Regions from separate parts of the Homo sapiens genome. Here region 1 is linked to region 2. Evidence: chromatin loops called from intact Hi-C (ENCODE). Cell type or tissue: Caco-2. All regions are shown on one strand. Links, peaks and the distances in the headings refer to the core of each region. The heading gives the core; the rest is flanking DNA.

Region 1 (5,392 bases), core at 116-5,115, 110 kb before region 2:
ACGGACTAATTCCCATTGAAAACTGTACTTCTTAACTTGGACATCCTTACAGCAGGTGAGATACCATATTTGCTGGGCTCTGTCGCTCTTTCTTTATTAATTATGATTAAGTATAATCTTTGCAAAGTAGCCCTTTCCCCCACACCATCTGCTATTCCTTTCCCCCATAGCATCTATTTCAGTTAATGAGTGGGATACCCTTCAATGGAGAATTTAGGGAAGCACTGGTGCATGTGAACCCCCCTGGGCCAGGAGGAGGAGAAGTGGATCCCGCTTTCTGACACATTTCAGGGCAGGTAGTTATTGTCCTGTTATAGACTGTCTTTGCTCAACACCATTAGTCCACAAATATTCCCAGTCTCTGTTTAAGCAGTTTTAAAAATAAATGTTCTATCTGCATTTACTTGATTATTGAATATGGTTTTTAAAAAAGATTATGAGAACAAAAAGCCCTTATCATCCAGAGTTTCAGACAAAGCACTGTGTAGTTAGACTCGTAGAAACAGAAAACATGCCAAGGTGCAAGGTAGATAAGATAAGCTAGCTTATGAGAAGCCAGGACTAAGATAATGTCTACATGAATCACGGTTTTTCTTGCAGAATTGGGGCTACAAATTGCCCTTTGCCTGTAAGAATATATCCCACTCATACTAATGAGAATGGCATGCTTGGGCCAAGGACAGATGCAGCCCTTTGGGATTTCAAAACTGGGTGAAGACTTTGATAATGGTTGAGCAGCAGGTCAATATGTTGATCATCACATGATGGAATTAGAGACTATGATCTCTTCTTGCTTCAAAGTTCTCTAGAGGAATGATATGATTTTTTTGGTGTGTTCCCTTACCTGCACCATGCCAAAAAATAACGTTCAAAGTAGAAACAAGACAGAATGATTATACATATCAAGGAAATTTGGTCATTTTTGCCTTTCATTAGATAAAATTGGGTGTGTTTTCTTTTAAAAAATAAACATGATTTGATCAACCTTATTTCTATGCATAAAGTCTAGTAGATAAAAGGCATTGGTAAATAGTCACTGAATGAAATAATGTATGATACTAACTTGTTAACTTGACCTTTCTCCCCAGCTCTTTATTTATAAAATGATTCTTGTGCTATTCCAAATGCCAATTGGAGGGTAAAGAATGAGCAGGCCCCGAGGGAAACTCCAGAGAAATGGAATTAAAATTCTAACTTATCTCAAATCTTCAGCAAATTCCTTTTCCCATTTTATCTACTTGTAAAGTCTCCAAATTGCTCTGCAATTAGATTACTCTAAAGTTAGAATCAACACCAGCATTATTGAGCCTCTTAGAAGTAGTCTATTTCAGTTCTACTTTTTGCAGAAGGCAAACTGACCCCAGAGAGATGAGTGAGTTGGCCTCTCTTTAGTTATGCATGTTGGGAAGATTTTTATTTTGAATATTCTTTTTGTTTAATTGAAATGGTGAGTTAATATATTTGCCCATACTCACCACCCAGGAGAAAAGTCCCCAGAGTTTTCAACTTCACATTTGAACAGTTCTGGGGCAATTTCATTTGCTGGTCAAACTTTGAGGGCTGTTTGTCTGGATGGTGGTCCTTATGGGAGCTGGCTTGTGGGCGCCCCCACAGGTAGTGTATCCCTCTCCCACCCCAAAAGGCCAACCCTCTCTGGCATGGGCATTGCCAGAAAACAATAGGTTATAGATTGGATAAAAAATTCACAAACATCATTGTAGAACCTGCTTTCTTGGGAGCAAAGTATCTTCAGGTAGAAAATTTAGATGAGAAAACATCACATATGTGCAATGAAGGTAAATACTGTAGGCCATACATTTTTATCTATGGTTGACTTTACGGGATTAGCTTTTTGAACGAGTGCAAGGCACTTTCACAGCTCACCTGAATTTTATTTGAAAAGTCAGCAGAAAGTATACATTTGTTTCAGAGAAGAGGAGATTCATGGGTAAACAGACACAGAGCTATGAAATGGTTAATACCCAGGCTAAGTATAATCCTGGCCAGTTATTTATGATATGATTCATGAATGTCAAATAGAAAGAAAAAGTTCACTTTTAAAACCATTGGCCCAAGGATAAGGTCTTTGAGAATTTCATCCCAAACACTGTTCCCTGACTATTCAGATCCTCCTAATGTTGACGGTAGATAACCTCTTGACTTTTTTTTGGCAATATGCCTTGTCTTGTGAACCTGGAGTTAGACAGAAAAAGATAACACCTTCCCTCCTGTGAACTTTGACAAATGACAAGTTCTGAGTCTACTGGAACCTCTTTACTCTTATCCAGAGAAACCTACTAGTCAGCATGTTCTTTTTAGTTAAATCACTCACTTTCTAAGTTCGGCTTAACCTTTGACATGGCATTTTGTTATGGGGCTATGGATTCTTCGTAGGTTTAACAAAGATTATGATACCAATAAGGATTTTAATCTCATGTGGGCTTGTGAAATTCAGTGATAATGAATATAAACTAATTTGTGATGTGGGGGATGGAGGTGGGATTGAGAGGCAGTTTTTCACATGTGAAGCTAATATCTCACAGCTACTTTAGTGGCACATTTAACACACCATGTGCCTAGGGTGGTATATGTGACCGGATGTGGGCTCTGCAGTCACATGTCCCAGTGTTCAAATCCTGATGCTGCCCCTTTCTGGCTGGGTTTTCTTTTTGACAAATTATTCAATTTTGTTAAATTCAGTTTTCTCATCAAAATGCAGTTACAATTCCTATTTCATAGATCTATTGTGATGATTCAAGAATATATAAAAATTCCTACACATAGTGCTTGATAGTGATAGTAGTTCAATACAAGCTACTTTTCTAATCTCTCCATCTAGTGGCCATCAAACCAGCTTCGGTTATCAGAAGGTCATCATCATTATGTGGTTTTGACTCTACACCGATCCTTGAGTATAAGCCTTAAGAATGATATGAGAATAAAGCTCTAATATCCAAAGCTTTAAAATGGGTTAATCATTTATGTTTGCACGATTGTGAAAACTTACAATGCCTTGGTAACCTAAGCTTCATATCCCTTAGAGGGTACCTTGCTGAAAGCATGCCTTTCTGTCACTGAGAGAGTCAGCTCTTCTTAGCCATTCTTTTCTGTCTCTCCAAAGAGCTGGGGAAATTTGTTTCATAATCTTCTCTGCCACAAAAAACATCTATAATTGACAGGAGAAATGTTGTTTTCATCAATCCCTGAGCCTTCCTTTCCTCACTGAAATGAAATCTATTTGTAGTTTTGGGATTTAAGAGGCAAAGCAGATAAGCAGAGAAGGTAATGGTATTCGTATCAGTTGTGATAAAAATGGCTACATTTATGAAACCACAGATGCCATGTATTTTACATATCTTCGAATCCCGACAACAACTTTAGGAAGAGAATTATATGATCAACTTCATCATGCAGATGAAGAAACTAAGGCACAAAGAGGCTAACTTGCCCAAGGCTTTCTCTAAGAATGTGGAGGTGGGAATTTACACCCAAGTCACTGAATGAAGAGTCATGAACACAAGTCACCACACCATTGGGAGACTGATAGCAGTGAATCAAGCCAAGGAATAGTTGTAGTAGAAGCTCACCAATGCATTCCCCTAGTGGACTATTTCCCAGCTGTGGTATCCCAGAAATGGTGAGGTGTCCTAGAGATCCTCATTGTTCTTTAATTAAAATGAAGACAGCTGTCTCATCTACATCAACTATCATATCTACATCCCTTACACAACTAAAAGAGTAGATTTTGGGAGGATAGTATTTGTATTTGTTAATATCTGGTTACCCTGGAAAGACTGAAGGGTACTTGGGTATCCCCTGGATCTAGCTCAGGATCTGGCACATGACTTAAATACTAAATGAAAGAAATGATATGTGTGGAATCCTAGTGCTTTCCTGCTTAGTTGGGGAATCTCAGCCTTACTTTGCATCCTTCATCTCTTTCTATCACATGTGAAAACCTATGAAAGCCCAAATGGATGGATGAACATATAAGCCTGAATTACACTGGATACAACCTGACATATTTCCCTCTATTTCAAGCTGAAGACTGACTAGAATGTGAAGAAGTAAGATAAAAATCTAAACTAGATACTGAATGGAAACAAAGGAAAGAAAGGGGAATAAAAACAGTCTTGCTTTGTTTTCTGTTGCTATAACAGGATACCACAGACTGGGTAATTTGTAAGGAACAGAAGTTTATTTGGCACATGGTTCTGGAGTCTAGGAAGTCCAAGAGCACAACACTAGCATCTGGTGAGGGTCATCCTATGGCAGAAAGGGGAAGGTGGAAGCAAGTGCTCAAAAAAGAGAAAAATGGGGGCTGAACTTGTCTTTTTATCATGCCTGTGATAATGAATCCACTCTTGTGATAATGGCATTAATCCACCCAGGAAGGCAGAACCTTCATGACCTAGTCACTTCTTAAATGTTCCACCAGTTAATACTGTTACGATGGCAATTAAGTTTCAACATGAGTTTTGGAGGAACATTCAAACCATAGCACAAGATGTAGAAAAAGAAGGCAGTGGTCACCAATTGAGTAAGAAATAAATGTCACTAGTTACAACCTTGTCATACTGGATGTGTTGGATCATCCATTTTGGCCTCCTTTCACCTCCCCACGGGCCCTTCTCTGAGTCTCTGAGGTCTTCACCCTCTTTTTTGCAATGACCATTACCTAGGGCTTACTCTTCTTATTCCTCAGTTAATGTCTTCTTGTTCATACTTTAAACTTGTGATCACCACGGACGATACTTTTTAAATGGGTTGTTGTATAATCCTTGCTGCAGCTCAAGGGAAACATTTTCAAGTTCACACTAATATTATTTAATGATCATCTGTATCTTGACTGTCATGATCTACATTGGTCACCTGGAAATTTCCTAGAGGAACTGGAGGTGTAGGTCCTGGGTAAAATCATGGGCTTTGAAGCTAGAACCATTGTAAAACATGGCTGTCTTATTTATTAGCTGCGTACCTTTAGCAACTGACCCAATCTTTCCTATCTGTACATTGGGGATGAGACTATTACCTACAATACAGAGTAGCTACCAGGATCAAAGGACAGCAGGGGGTCTTAACTTTTTGTGCCATGGATCCATTTGCCAGTCTGGGGAAGCTCTTGGAACTTCTTATCAGAATAAATAAATTTGAAATACATAAAAGATTAATAGTATAAAGCCACCCAATCATATTGCTACCAGGATATTTTATAAGCAAAATTGCAACTAGTAATAAACATATTAAATAACAAGATCTAAAAGTGGTTTTGTTACCAACAGGAACTTTCAAGTTTGTGATGAGTAAAAAATGATGTTTTGAGATATCTGTAACAACTGTAATACAATATCAAAATACTTGTAATTTCTATTGGTGACAAAGACATACATAA
Region 2 (5,392 bases), core at 245-5,244:
GAGGAAAAAAACCATATATGAATTCCTCATGTTTGAGTTAACGCTCCTAAGTTGAGATAGTTTGGGAACTGAAGACGAAAACCAACAGAATAGTGTTCTCTGACACCATTGCTTTCTCAGGGTGTGAGAAGCTTTGTGAGGGTTTTGGGTGAGCTTTCCTTTTTATTGAGAAACACACAAGTGGTTTGAAAGGCTAAGCATGGTTTGCCACAATGCCCTATACTGTAATTAAACCATTGGGTTAGAGGCCTGTTTGCTCTATTTAATGTGCTTTGTGAAACAAGATGCTTTGTCTTTTGTTGTTGCTGGATCTTTCTGACCAGCAATTGAGAGGGGGGGAAGTCTCTGTGTATCTTCCTGCTCTACACTTAGATAATTGGTGTGTGCACTGTCAGTTAAAAAGCATGGCTTTGCCGTGACTATTTGATTTTAGTTACAAGTGTTGGCAGGAGATGCTGAAGGAGACAGGAGGTATTTAGGAACGGTGGCCCTTTGAGATACAAAATTATAAAGCAGCCACAGAAATGAGTCAGCCCATTAAGCTGAGCCATAACCACAGCTAGCCAGAGTGCTCAGGCTTCTTTAGTCATGAAATGCACACGGCCCTTCAAATGCTCCATCCCTCTGTAACCTCACAACACCCAGAGCATATTCCTTCCACAATGGCTCCTAAAGGAACTTTGTTGATTAACTGCTAAACACATGCAAAAGCACACAAATCTGAATCTCGTGTCTATGCAAAGGTGAGAATGTTCTTGGAGTTCTAAAATTGTTGAGAAGAGTTAGTTGTATATTTCCCTGGACAGAAAATAGCTCATGGAAGATAGCGTCAGACGAGTACTTTGAATGATGCAAACTAGGTCAAAAGTGATAGATAACAGGATAAAACCCAAGGAATTAAGTTTATAGAAACTAATTAAATTATAATTTAGAGGGGATAGAAGAAAACTCATGAATGGCAAAAGAAAATTCCATTATCAGCTAATATAGAATTAAATGATTTAGTAGATTACAATAAAAAAAGTGGTTAGTGAAATATACAGACTTAAGCAACTGGAATTTCAACTTTTAACTATGTTTTAAAATGCTCCCTGGCCCTATGTGCACCTCCACATACTGCATATTTCTTTGTTCTCTCTCATAGTAAAAATCTTCCAAAAAATGGTCTATACTCACTATCTTGACATGCTCATTTCCCATTCTCTCGAAAACACTCATTTCAAACTTTTGTTCTCACTACTCCATGAAATTGCTCTTAGCAAGGTCATTAATGAATGAGCTCCATGTTGCCAAATTAAACACTCAACTCCAAGTCCTCTTCTTCACTGACTTCTCAGCAGCATTTGTTTGCTCCTTTTCTTAAAACTACTTTTAACTATTTTTTTAAATGTCTGCTTTGAAATACTTTTAGACTCACGGAAGTTGCAAAAATAGTTCAGAGGGCTCCTAAGTACTTTCACATAGCTTCCTCTAATAATACCATCTTTTATAACCATAGCGCAATTACACACTTTTCAACTTTTCACTTTTAAAAGCTGCTCTGATCTTCTTAAAACTTTTTTCTCCTTTAGTTTCTCTGGTGCCATCCTCCTGGTTTACTTCCTCTCCTGTCTTTGATGTGGGACTCACCTCTTCTCCCTAACTCTAAGTGTTATCATATCTCAGGATTCAATCCTTGTACATTATCTTCTTTTATCTAAGCTCACATCTCACATGACCTTGTCTAATCCCATGGCTTTAGATAGCCTGTATATGAATAAATTCCCAGATTATTATCTCCAGCCTTGAACCCTCCACTGAATTCCTTGACATCAAACTGTCTACTCAACCTCTCCTGCTCAGTATCTAATAGGTATCTCACTTTAACACGTCATAACTGAACTCGTTCAAGCCCTGTCATCCAACCCCTTCTTCCATCTTCTGCTTCTCAGTGAATGGTTCCCAAATTCAACCATGCACTTAGGCTGAAAAGTGGAATTGTCCTAGACTATTCTTTCTCTCATACAATGAATTTAATCTAACAGCATATCCTATTGGCTGTAATCTTCAAAACATGACCTATTGGCTATAATCTTCAAAACATGACCTGTATGTGAACAACGCTCACCACCTCTTATCTCTACCATCCTTGGAATGTGAATTATGTCATGTCACTCTTCTGCTCAGAACCTCTCAGTGTCTTTTTATAGATATAAATCCATTATCTCCATAGAATAAAATTCACAGCACTTGTCATGGCCTGCAAGATCTTATATGACCCATGACCTGTTTATATGACCTTCTCCAACCTCTTCAACTCTCTGATGGCACTTGCTTTCTTAGCCTGTGCAGCCTCCTGGCTATACCCAGAGTATTTAGTATGTTCCCACATGTAGAGATTTGGACTTAGGGTTCCCTCTGACAGGAACACACCTTCCCAGCTATTCTCATTTAAGACATTGCTCATTCCCTCAGAGAAATCTTCTCTGACCACATTATCTGAGACAATACCACCTCTCCCATAGCTCTGTTTCTATCCAGGCTTGTTATTCTTAGTACAAAGCTGACATCAGATGGTTGGCTGGCTGGCTGTCTCCTTGTTCTATCTCTCAAAATAGAATATAAACTTCATGTGAACAAGGGCTTTATCTAATCTAGCCCCACAACATTACATACAGTAGGCCCTCAATGAATATTTGTTGAACAAATGAAGAAGCAAAAGAGCAATAAAGGACTGTATACGGAAATGCTCTCAGAGAACAGAAAATATTTAGATTGGGAATGATGAACTTTGAAATCCCTGTTAAAAATATAAGATTTTTTTGCAAAGACTGGTTGAAATTTATGTCACTTATGATGAAATGGCTTTACTTTTGGCCATCTCAATTGTATTGCATAATAAGAACCATTATTTATAAATACCCTGAATCATGGGCAATTACAAGTATGTCAATGTTGACTATTTCAAATGTAAAACCATTTTTATTGGTTTACCTCAAATGACTTTCAGATAACTTGAAGTGATATATGAGTTCTGCTAGTTCCCTGCTATGTAAAGAAATGTGGTGCATGGTTTAATCTCTGTCTACATGGCCCCGCCTCCTGGGTCATCATTCTAACAATAAATAGACTCACTTGAGTAATAAGTGTGTGAGGGTTTTAAATTATAACCTTGGTTTAGCTTAATGATGCTATAAATATTTTCTTCTTTCATCTCTAAAGATATGTATACATGAATTACATGTATAGATCCCATTCTTATTATTGTCTTTCTCATTCTCCCTGAAGGAATGTTCTATCCTTATATAATTCCTAAAAATAAAAAGAATGGTAGGTATATCCCAAACCAAAATATGATTTCCTATTCCTTTTCATTTTCACTTTGAAAATTATCATGTTCTATTACAACCTCTAAGAAAGTGAGTCTAAATTATAATGGTAATTTTGGGCTAACATCTCAGCTTATATGGTTCCTTTCCTTGGGCATATTCTCTTTAAAGAAAGACACTCCTGAGATTTCAGTATTGTTTGTCAGTCCCTGGGAAGGTTGGTAGAGTTACTCCAAAGGTTATGATAACAAGGTAGGAAGAGATTAACATTAAGAATTAGGATTCTCATGATTCCTGCTGCATTCCCACACTCCGTCATCCTTACCTTAATTTGATCTTCCTTGGGTCTGAGCTACTTTCCTTTGCTCTCTCGTTGTACGTTGCTTCTAGTAATGCACATATCTTCCTTTTATTCCAACCAAGACATAGAAGAATCAACCTTGTGGAAAGCACAGTAAGGTACATAGAGCATAGACACTAAAAAAATCAGAAACATAAAACAAATTTTTAAAGAATAGAAAAATCATAGATATAGAAGGATATCAAACATACTCAAAATTAGCATTCCAAAAGAAGAAAAACAAAATAATGGGACGTAACAAAAATCTAAAGATTTAACTGAAGAAACTTTTTCTGCAATTAAAACATGTATCAGGAATAACAGATCCAGAGTAATGACACTATAACATATCATGATACAGTTATTGGCCTTCAATTAAAGAAAGAATTCTTTGCACAGCCAGGCAGAAAGAACTCACTTATAAGGGAGCAAAAACGGGCTGAGTTCAATATTCTATGCAAAAGATAACAGATTAATAACTCTTGCCAATATTCAAAGAAAGAAAATGTAATCCTAAGAGACCTCACAGTCAGCAAGAATAAAGGATGCAAACAGCTTTCTAGAACTGAAAGAATATTTTCCCCATGAGCCTTTTTTGAGGAGACTATTAGATAATGAGCTACAGCCAACAAAAGGAAAACAGGGAAAACTACGATGGTTGGACAGGAAACAAACATTTAATATATTTGATAGGGATTAAATAGAATGTAAGTGATTTGATAAAATAGGAATGATACAACTGCAAAAACTATTGTAAGATTAAAAAATAGGGGGGATCGTTAGAAAGGTAATCAGTAAACACAAAAATATAAGCCTTCCTAAAAAATCTGTAGGTACATACATAAAGCAAAGAAGGTAAGCAACATTCAGGGACTTCAGTTCTGTCTACCTTGTGGCCTGGATATTTGTAATGTGTTGTTCTCACCAGCATTACCTACAATGACTCAGCAGCCCCATACTTGCAATAAGGGGAACATAAAGGAAGGCCAGAGAAAGTGGCTTTATTTTAAAGTTGGACAATTTCTTTCTATTCATTTACTTACTCATGTGGCCAAGGTTAACTGCAAGGGAGACTGTGAAATTGTGTGGGAATTCCATTTTGGCATTTCTTAGAAAATCTATATGTTTTTCTAAGTCCAAAATCCAAAGAAAAATTGTCAAGAAATCAGAGAAAATAAGAGAAATGTCTGATTTCCTTGCAGGAACAAAAATCTTTCAATCAAAATGAAGATGTCGCCTGGGCACAGTGGCTCACACCTGTAATCTCAGCACATTGGGAGGCTAAGGGAGGCAGACGGCTTGAGCTCAGGAGTTTGAGACCAGCCTGGGCAACATGGTGAAATCCTGTCTCTACAAAAAATTCAAAAATTAGCCAGGCATGCTGGCACACATCTGTAGTCCCAGATACTCAGGAGGCAGAGGAGGATCACTTGAGCCCCAGAAGTTGAGGCTTCAGTGGGCCGAGATGATGCCACTGCCCTCAAGCCTGAGTGACAGAGTGAGATGCTGTCTCAAACAAACAAACAGACAGACAAACAAACTGGAGACATTACTGATTTGAAAGAATCCAGTGACATCAAGTTGAAAGCAAGAACAGGAAATATTGACTTGTGGAGTTGAAGGTGAAGGTCAATATTTCTGGGAAACCAAGACAGGAACACAGAGAGAAGTAGTCACAGTCTAATCAGTCAGTCTTGTTTATAGGTGTTGCTGTGTTATATATAGAGAGAATATTATGGAAATC

What was found. Peaks named below come from ENCODE experiments on the same cell type or tissue, not always from the same donor. Only the 100,000 strongest peaks of a DNase experiment are listed, where the experiment ranks them.
Region 1: it touches region 2 in a loop (12-fold over the local background); 1 of 110 quality-filtered maps calls a loop at or near these places.

Annotation. Positions count from the first base shown.
Region 1 is chr6:105,567,741-105,573,132 of GRCh38, forward strand. No RefSeq gene overlaps it. Among named protein-coding and RNA genes, the nearest start is that of LINC02836, 62 kb to the right of the region's middle. In Caco-2, for the core only: no CTCF peak of the experiment used is centred there; a DNase peak (open chromatin) is centred at 631.
Region 2 is chr6:105,675,745-105,681,136 of GRCh38, forward strand. No RefSeq gene overlaps it. Among named protein-coding and RNA genes, the nearest start is that of LINC02836, 46 kb to the left of the region's middle. In Caco-2, for the core only: no CTCF peak of the experiment used is centred there; a DNase peak (open chromatin) is centred at 3,077.